Linked DNA regions of Homo sapiens: region 2 is linked to region 1. A link is an interaction called in ENCODE POLR2A ChIA-PET data of the cell type or tissue named here. Cell type or tissue: PC-9. All regions are shown on one strand. Each heading gives the region's core, and the rest is flanking DNA. Links, peaks and the distances in the headings are about the cores only. Region 1 overlaps LOC124902130 (a long non-coding RNA gene). Region 2 overlaps MTAP (methylthioadenosine phosphorylase).

Region 1 (4,400 bases), core at 278-4,277:
CTTTATTTTGGCAGTTTAAGTTATATAAACAATGGGTACAGTTTCATTTTCTAAATATAAAATTTTTACATTGAATATGAATTTTTAAGACAAATTATCTGAATTCTGATTCTCATATACCTAACTACTAATATCTTCTCTATTTGTTGCCCAATGAGATTAATCCACCTCTTAAACACTTCACCATCAAGAAAAACAATTTTGTATTTTAAAATGAACCCATCCACTTTCATTCAGCTATTTTATATTCAGGCATCATCCTAAGGAAAGAAAGGTTCTGACAAAGATTAATACAGATGGATAAGTAGTAGCAAGAAATCAAAAACTGCATAAAATTCTAGCAATAAAGTGTTAAATTATGGTACAGTTACATTCTGGATCATCAGGTATCTGAAGAATATTTCATAGACTGTTAAATGATTGCATTATAAAGTCAGGTTTTTTTAAAGCAAGATTCCAAACAGTAAACAGTTTCTCTCTCTCTCTCTCTCTCTCTCTCTCTCTCTCTCTCTCACCAAATTAGTTATAATGGTTTCCGCAGGATGAGAGGGGTTGGGAAAAAGTTTGGTGATATTTATTTTCTTCGTTTCACTTTTGAGTTTTCCAAAGTGCTATGACCATCATCAGTAAAATATACATTTCCAAAGCCTTTGACACACGGTAACAGTCCTACACAGTGGATGAACTAAGAGCTTCTCTACCCTTAGATGGGTAGGGAGGGAGGAAAGACAAGGAAACTGAGTTGTTTAAGTGTCATACACGAGAACGTGGCTTTAAGGTCTGGGAAAACCTGCGAGGGCTGTGACGTCAGACTGTGAAATGCACGCTATGTCCATTCACCAAGACGTTCCATTTTAAAACCCATAAATCCGTAGCTATACCTGTTTCCAAGGTGCCTCGTGTTAGGCCTCTGGTCACAGCACTTGGCGCCCTTCTTGGGATCTCTTCTCTCCGCCCCCACTACCCCACCCCACAAGCACACTCTAGTCCCCTCCAATCAATTTCAGGCAGGTCTCGCCGCCTCCGGAGCCACGCTGGGGGTGCAAGGGCCCTGGACCCGAAAGAGCGCCCGCCCGGCGACAAGAGATGAGATGCACGCTGCTCCTCCACTCCTCAGCCCCCACCATCCTCCTCCTGGATCCTAACTTCCCCACTCTCTCAATTCCTAGAGACGCTGCGGATCCCAGAGGCTTAACTGGCAGCTGGAACGAGGTCCTCCAACAAGAATTTAGACGCTAGGTCCAATTATCACTCCACCGCGCGCACTTTCCGCAGGAGCGATGTGATCCGTTATCATAACTGCGGACCTGGGGTTCCACGTGGAAGACGATTGGGATTTCACTGGCCGCGGTGGGGGTGGGAGCAGACAGAGTCTGAGTGGGGTTAGTGGACTCGAGACGAAAGGCAGGACATGACAGAAGGCAACTCTGGGTCACCTCTCCAGCTTGGAACTGGCTAGGCCTTGTTTTGGAGGGGATGGGTAGATGAAAAGTGAGTCAGGGTTACCCGGAGGAACCACGGGGAAAGTGCGCTTCTGAGACTCTTGACAGCCATTTCGTTCCCTTCCAAGCCAGATGGAGACCCAAGAGTGTTGAAAGGCCACGACTTCCCTCAGTTTCTCCATCTGGGGGTGCAGGATGGTATAGAGAGTGGCCCGTAGTATTTTTCCAGTGACGATGTCTCTCCATTGTTTTCTTCTTATATTGCAGCTTTCCCCATGTTTGAAAATTTTCTTTTCAAATGAAATCATTGATTAGAATAAAAAAAAGTAAGTAGCTATTAAAACAAGATCAATTTCCATGACAGTAAGCCAACCGATGGAGAAAACCTTGGGAATTAATAAATGAAGGATTTGTTTGGTAGATGATAAAAGGTCCTTTTAAAGGGTCTGACTCTTCCTAGAAAAACCCACCAACTTGGGACCGCAACAGATTTACCATATCCTAATTCATGCTATTTTAATGTGTATTCAGCAAACCCACATGTGTTTACAATTGTCGAAGCTACCAAATGTCAATAGCGTTTTTTTTCTATTTGTTGAATGTGAATCTCTTGTACGAAGCCATATAAACAGAAGAAATTACAGGAATGATTTTAAATCACATACAAAACCAATAGTATTGCTAGAGGAGAGTTAGTCAAGGACGGCATTATGAAGAAAGTGAGGGAGAATTTCCAAAGAGCAGAACGATAGGGCTTGGTGGACCAAAGAACGTTTCCATCTAAAGGGAATGGCAAATACTTAGAGTCTCTGAACCCACTGAATCTTGGACTATTTAACTAATATTTGTAGTTCCAGATATAGCACAGTGCCTTGTACATAGTGGTATTTTTAAAAATATAGTGCCTCGTAGATTTTTTTTCAACTTTTATTTAGGAGGAGAGGGCACATGTGCAGGTTAATTACAAAGGTATATTGCACCATGCTGAGGTTTCGAGTACGACTGAATCTGTCACTCAAGTAGTGAGCACAGTACCCACAGTAGGTAGTATTTCAGCCCTCGCTCATTCCCTTTCTCCTCCATCTAGTAGTCCCCAATGTCTATTGTTCTCATATTTATGTCCAATTAGCATTTGTTTTTTAAAAAGGGTGGTTGAAGAAATTCTCAGTGCTTGTCAGTGTCTCTCAGTGCATTCATTTAATTCATGAGCCCTGGAATGATGGTTTCATTTGGGCAGAACTCTACAATCAAAAAGAAGTAATAAAAGGGAAAAAAAAGTGAAAGCCATCAACTACAGGATTGAAATTCCCAAAGCATCAGAGGTCCTTTCAAAAAATAGTATGTTGATTTTTAATTTTTATGACTTATTGGCTTTGTTCATGAAAATATAAACATGTTATCACAAAGGATTTTTTAATTCAACTATTTCTCAGTTTTCTCTTTCACCTTCAAAATAAAATATCATAAATTATTTAAATGGTTGTGAAGGCAGTAGGATTTTTTTAAGAGAGAAAAGTTTTATAGAGGTTCAGAATTACATGAACAAAGACATGTAATCTCTTAAGCAAATTGAAACTAATAAAATCGTACAATCAAGGTAACGTAAATAAAAAAGCCTCTGCTTTCTTAATTGAATTATGTGAGTAACTAGAAATTTTAAAAGTATGGCAAAGGTTAACAACAGCATTATTACCTGGGCTGCCTTTAAAAATACATATTTCTGGGGTTCACGTTCAGAAAATTTGATTCAGATTTGCTGTGGGTCCCAGAAATCTGCATTTTAAATAAACACTTGAAGGAGATACTAATACAAGTGGCCCATTGGGACACAATTTGACAAATATGACCAATTTTACTTTTTAAACCTTATTTCTGCTTCTTTATCTTTGAATTGAGGTCCAGGATTTTAGGTAAGATTTTAAGTTTAGAGTCAGTTTACTGGATCCCAGGGAGGAGAGTCTGAGTAATCAGTGGAGGAGTTATTTCACCAAATGAAGGAGACCCTTTATTATTATGTGACCCTTTGTATGAATTGGAAAAGAATGTCTTGTAGATACCACATTTTTACAGTCAGAACATAGTTTGAGAGAAAAAAATATAACAAGATATATTTGTGTTTTAAAGCTTACAGAACCAGACAGAAAATTTCCACATAAGCTATATAAGATACGTTGTCTTTTTAAAACACTATATACACTTCTTTCTGTTCGTGCAGGATGAATGGATCTCTCTCTCTCTCTCTCTCTCTCTGTGTGTGTGTGTGTGTGTGTGTGTGTGTGTGTGTGTTGTAATAAGGGGTTTCTTTCATTTTATGATCCAGACCAGGCTCGTAATAAACATGACAACCTAAAATTATGTAAAAAAGAAAAATCAAAGCACAAGTGTTTCACAGGTTTAACTTATGCTTATCTAAGATCAGGGCAAGATTGCAGGAAAATGTAGCCATAACAGAATAAAGCATTTATGGACAAAATGATGGGTCTTTATGTCTCTGTAAAAGCACAGTGATGGGGGGGGAAATATAGATGAAAAATGTAAGCTAAAAAGTAACAATTATAAGAAAAACTAAAATATCATGCCTTTCAAATGATCATTTTTCTGCTTTTAAGCTAAAATTTGTCTAATATTACACCAGTGACTTTGCTGATGTATTAGGAAAAAGCTTGTTTTGCTTTCTTTTCTCGAGTGCCACCATTTTCTTGCTCTCATTCTCTTTCAGGCTGCCAGATCATCTGACTCAGCAATTGTATAACTCTCTCACCCAATTTAAAGAAACAGCAGCTGTCTAGAGAACAATGACTCCCCCAGTTGAACATCTAATTGTTAAATGTCCAACATCGGACACTTTGAATTTTACTCCATGCAATTTACATGCTGAATAGTTGAAGTTGAATATATTATATTTAACATTTAATTTTTAAAAGCTTATTGAAACTTTCTTCCTAAATCACATGGTAA
Region 2 (4,400 bases), core at 213-4,212, 120 kb after region 1:
AAGGTAATTAAGTGAGTAGTCAAAATTAAATGATTTTGACAAGGGCACACAGGTAATTAAATGAGTAGGCAAAGATTTCTTGGAACACACAAAAAGCACCAACCATAAAAAAAATTGATAAACTAGGCTTCGTCAAAATGAAAAACTTGTTCTTTGAAAGACATAATTAAGAAAATGAAAAGGCAAGCTAAAGACTAAGAATAGTCACAACACACATATCTGAAAAAGAGTGTATCCAGAATATATAAACAATTCTTACTATTCAATAATAAAACAAAACAATCTAATTTTTTAATAAACAAAAATATTTGTACAGATAGTTCACGAAATATGTGAATGGCCAATAAGCACATGAAAAGAAGTTCAACATCTTTAATCAGAAAAATGCAAATCAAAACCACGAGATATCAAAATATACCCAATAGAATGGCTAAAATTAAAAACGCTGACAATACCAAGCTTTGTCAAGAATTCTTACAAATTACTGGTGGGAGTATAGGCATTTGCACAAGTGAAAATATGTTCACAAAAAGACTTGTAATTTCATGCTTATAGCAGCTTTATTCATAAAATTCCTCAAATGGAAAAAATTCAAACATTCATCAACAGGTGAATAGATAATCAAATTGTAAGATAGGCATATGACAGAATACTACTAGGCAATAAAAAAGGCACAAGCTACAGATGCATGCAACATGAGTGAATCTTCAAAACAAAGAAATAATGCATGCCGAGATTGTCTTTCTGAAGAAATTCCCCTCATTCTTTGGGATCCCGAGGTTCTCAAAGGCATAGCTGGCAACAGGCCCTGAAACAGCTTCTTCTGGACTACCCTACTAGTCTTGGTAGATTTCCTCGATCTTTGGCATTCCTTCTTTTCTTCCATGGTCTTCATTTACTGCTGTCCTTCTTGCCTATCTTGAATTATTCTATACTATTATGAGGAGAACACAGGTTCTTCCATCCTGGAACTTCAGTTCTTTGCCTTGCTGGGCCAATATATACATTGAGCCAGATTGTGTGCACACTGGTAGTTCCAAGGTGCAACAATCTTCAAAACATTTGAGGAGTGTATTAGTCCATTCTCATGCTGCTGTAAAGGACTGCCCATGACTGGGTAATTTATAAAGGAAAGAGGTTTAATTAACTCACAGTTCCACATAGCTGGGAAGGCCTCAGGAAACTTACAATCGTGGCAGAAGGGGAAACAAACACGTCCTTCTTCACATGATGGCAGGAAGAAGTGTTGAGCAAAAGGGGGAAAAGCCCCTTATAAAACAAACAGGACTTGTGAGAACTCAGTATCATGAGAACAGCAGTGTGGGGGTAACCACCCCCATGATTTAATTACCTCCCACTGGGTCCCTCCCACAACATGTGGGGATTATGGGAACTACAATTCAACATGAGATTTGGGTGGGGACACCGCCAAACCTTATCAAGGAGGGACTCTGCAAATGTGGCAAGAACTCCTCATTTCGTGACTTCCTAACCCATCAGATACTCCTTGAAACCTTATCAAATTGTTTCACTGGATAAGTGCTGGCTAAATGCTTGTTGAGAAAATTAAAAACATGTTCAGGCCACTGTCACAAGAATGAATAATTATTTGGAAAATAGGTGTTGGTGGGGCCACAACCATGCCCTGAGGTAGCAGCCAGAGAAGAGGCTCCAGGAGCATCCTGTGGATGCCAGAGCAGGCTCACGTGGCACCTGCAGGGCAGCTGGCTCAGGGCAGGTTGGAGGTCACCTTAGTCACTCCCTCTTCAAGGAAGTTCACTGTCCTCCACTCCTGAGGGTGCCACCGTACCAGAGTTTCCTTCCTTGAAACAAGCCATGGTAGCTACCTCCAGCCCTGCACAGCAACTCGTGCTAGCGAAGGGGGCAGTGAACAGGGGCCAGGTCACAAGGACCATGACCCTCGGGGACCACAGGGCCAGGATGTCATTCTCAAAACCATGAAAATCCATGCCAAATATAACAGCAGATTATAAGGCCAACAAAGACTTCTATGTACATGCAAATCTATTAATCACTAAGGGCTAAGTCACTAAACTACAGCTTTCCCATGATGCTCACCATCCATCCTTTGCGGAAACCAAAATGCTCACAACTGACCATGGTGTTCACTTAGTATACTAGCTTAAATTAAAAAAAAAAAATTAGTACAGCATCACAAGTGAGAAGTGTTCCAGGAAGTGTTCTTCAACAATATCCTCAAGCATAAGGTATGAGGAAAATTATATTGGCTTTGCATAAGGAGTGAATGATTGAGAACAAAGAAAAGAGTATACTGCATTCATTTAGTTAGTCTGAAAATGATGTTGCTAGAGAAGGCTATTTAATCAAGAAAAGTACCTCTGCAAGTTGGAGAGAACTGTACTTTCTGAACATAGCAAGAAAAATGCCCATACTTTTGCCCTGACATTCTTAGACACCTATTAAGAATGAGGAAAAGTAAGGTACCATCTATGTATCATATTGTAGTGAAAACAATCACACGTTACCAGAGCTAGAGAAGCCTGGGTTCAGGTTCATTAAGTTCTCTACAGATTGCTAATGGATAACCAGAGTTGAAATTTAATACTACATCAGGAAGTCCAAGGGTCATAATCATACTTGACCCAAATGGCTCACACTAATGAGTCATATTAATACTGGAGGGTAACTGTTTTGTTTACAATTAGCAGCTTATTATCTTGAAGTCAATCTCAGAGACACAAACAAACACATTGACTTTACAAACTCTTTAAATAAAAGGTTCTGTATCTTGATCCTGAAGTATCCTGTAATAGCCTACAGTGAAAAGAAAACAATTCTGAGGAAAAAGATCTCCCCATGATAAAAAACTGAAGCAAACAAAAAGCATTTCACTCTTTTTTTTTTTTTTGAGACTGAGTCTTACTCTGTTGCCCAGGCTGGAGTGCAGTGGCACAAGCTCGTCTCACTGCAAGCTCTGCTCACTGCAAGCTCCACCTCCCAGGTTCACACCATTCTCCTGCCTCAGCCTCCTGAGTAGCTGGGACTACAGGTGCCCACCACCACGCCCAGCTAATTTTTTGTATTTTTAGTAGAGACGGAGTTTCAACGCATTAGCCAGGATGGTCTCGATCTCCTGACCTTGTGATCCACCCGTCTCGGCCTCCCACAGTGCTGGGATTACATGGATGAGCAACTGTGCCCGGCCAACAAAAAGCATTTCTATAAAATAACAATAAAAAAAGAGTTAAAAAAGCAAGCTTCCACTTTATTAAAAAGCAAAAATTACCAACTCGTATAAAATAATTTAACTCATAAAAAGGAGAATCAAACATTACTTTTTAAAATATCAGATACCATAAAATGTGCATTTAGTCTTTTAAATAGTTAAACTTTCAGTTAAACTATTAAACACCTAGCTTTTCTCAGAAAGCTGTTGCAAACCCAAGTACTGTTCTGACTGTACAGAAATCAATGATCCTCTTCTTTAGCAGAATAAAGATGTAACTCCCTTAAATGACATTCACCTTAATATTACCAACTTAAATTCTGCTTCATTACCAGAAACAGTGTTTTCAAGAACTGGATCTTTCTAAATCCACTTTTATTTTTACAACAACTTTACTATTTGATTAAATTCACTGTAGAAAAATGTGAAGACACAGAAAGATTCAAAGAAAATAAAAATTATCCCAGTATCCCTCCCCCAAATACAATAACAAGGTTATATATATTTCTTTCTAGTTTTTTTGTATATTTACATAGCATTTTAAAGCAAAACTAGTACTATAAAATGCTACCATATCCTTTTTTCACTTCATATATAGAGCAACCGTGTCTTTTTAGGACATTGAAATATGCAAAAAGGATTTTCAGTTGGCTGATTCACAATCTAATTATAACTAAGACATAATTTACCTCCAATTGCAAGGGATTCAGATTGTTTCAATTATTTATTATTATAACTATCATTATTAAACACCCTTCTTTATATATAATTCTTTGTATGCATCTCTGATATGGTTTTAAAGAGAAATTGCTAGATGTAGAGTTCCCAGCACAAAGTACGTCCGTATTTTTAAGTCTTTTGATGCATTTTACCAAATTGCCCTCCAGAAATACTGTACCAATTTACAGTCGCATCAATAAATAACCAAAGAGTCCCATTTCTTCCTCACATTCTTTGGCAGTATAGGAAAGTAGAGATTACCCTCCACCCTTTATTGTTGCAAATTTAATAGGGGGAGAAGAGAATGGTGGGTTTTTTTTTCCCCCTTAAAATGTAATATTTTTTCCCACATGTTTACTAGTCATTTGCTTTTCTTCTGTATTTTGAAGTTGTCTAAATCATTCAGGAGTCTCTAATACACACAATGTCTTGTCTTTCTTACAACATACTCTTTGATAGGCAAGGGCATGAA

The links. Peaks named below come from ENCODE experiments on the same cell type or tissue, not always from the same donor. Only the 100,000 strongest peaks of a DNase experiment are listed, where the experiment ranks them.
Region 2: POLR2A ChIA-PET joins it to region 1 with 5 read pairs; 5 of 35 experiments call an interaction of 5 or more read pairs at or near these places.

What each region holds. Positions count from the first base shown.
Region 1 is chr9:21,986,725-21,991,124 of GRCh38, reverse strand. It overlaps LOC124902130 (a long non-coding RNA gene), which reads left to right. Exons shown (of 2, transcript XR_007061436.1): 2 at 1-4,400. It also overlaps a transcript of CDKN2A not described here. Among named protein-coding and RNA genes, the nearest start is that of CDKN2B-AS1, 5.9 kb to the left of the region's middle. RefSeq lists a cis regulatory region at 1,647 and enhancers at 1,087-1,669, 1,575-1,719. In PC-9, for the core only: no CTCF peak of the experiment used is centred there; no DNase peak of the experiment used is centred there; H3K4me3 peaks cover 1,003 bases; H3K27ac peaks cover 1,432 bases.
Region 2 is chr9:21,862,113-21,866,512 of GRCh38, reverse strand. MTAP (methylthioadenosine phosphorylase) reads right to left here. Exons shown (of 8, transcript NM_002451.4): 8 at 1-4,400. Among named protein-coding and RNA genes, the nearest start is that of MTAP, 62 kb to the right of the region's middle. In PC-9, for the core only: no CTCF peak of the experiment used is centred there; a DNase peak (open chromatin) is centred at 2,622.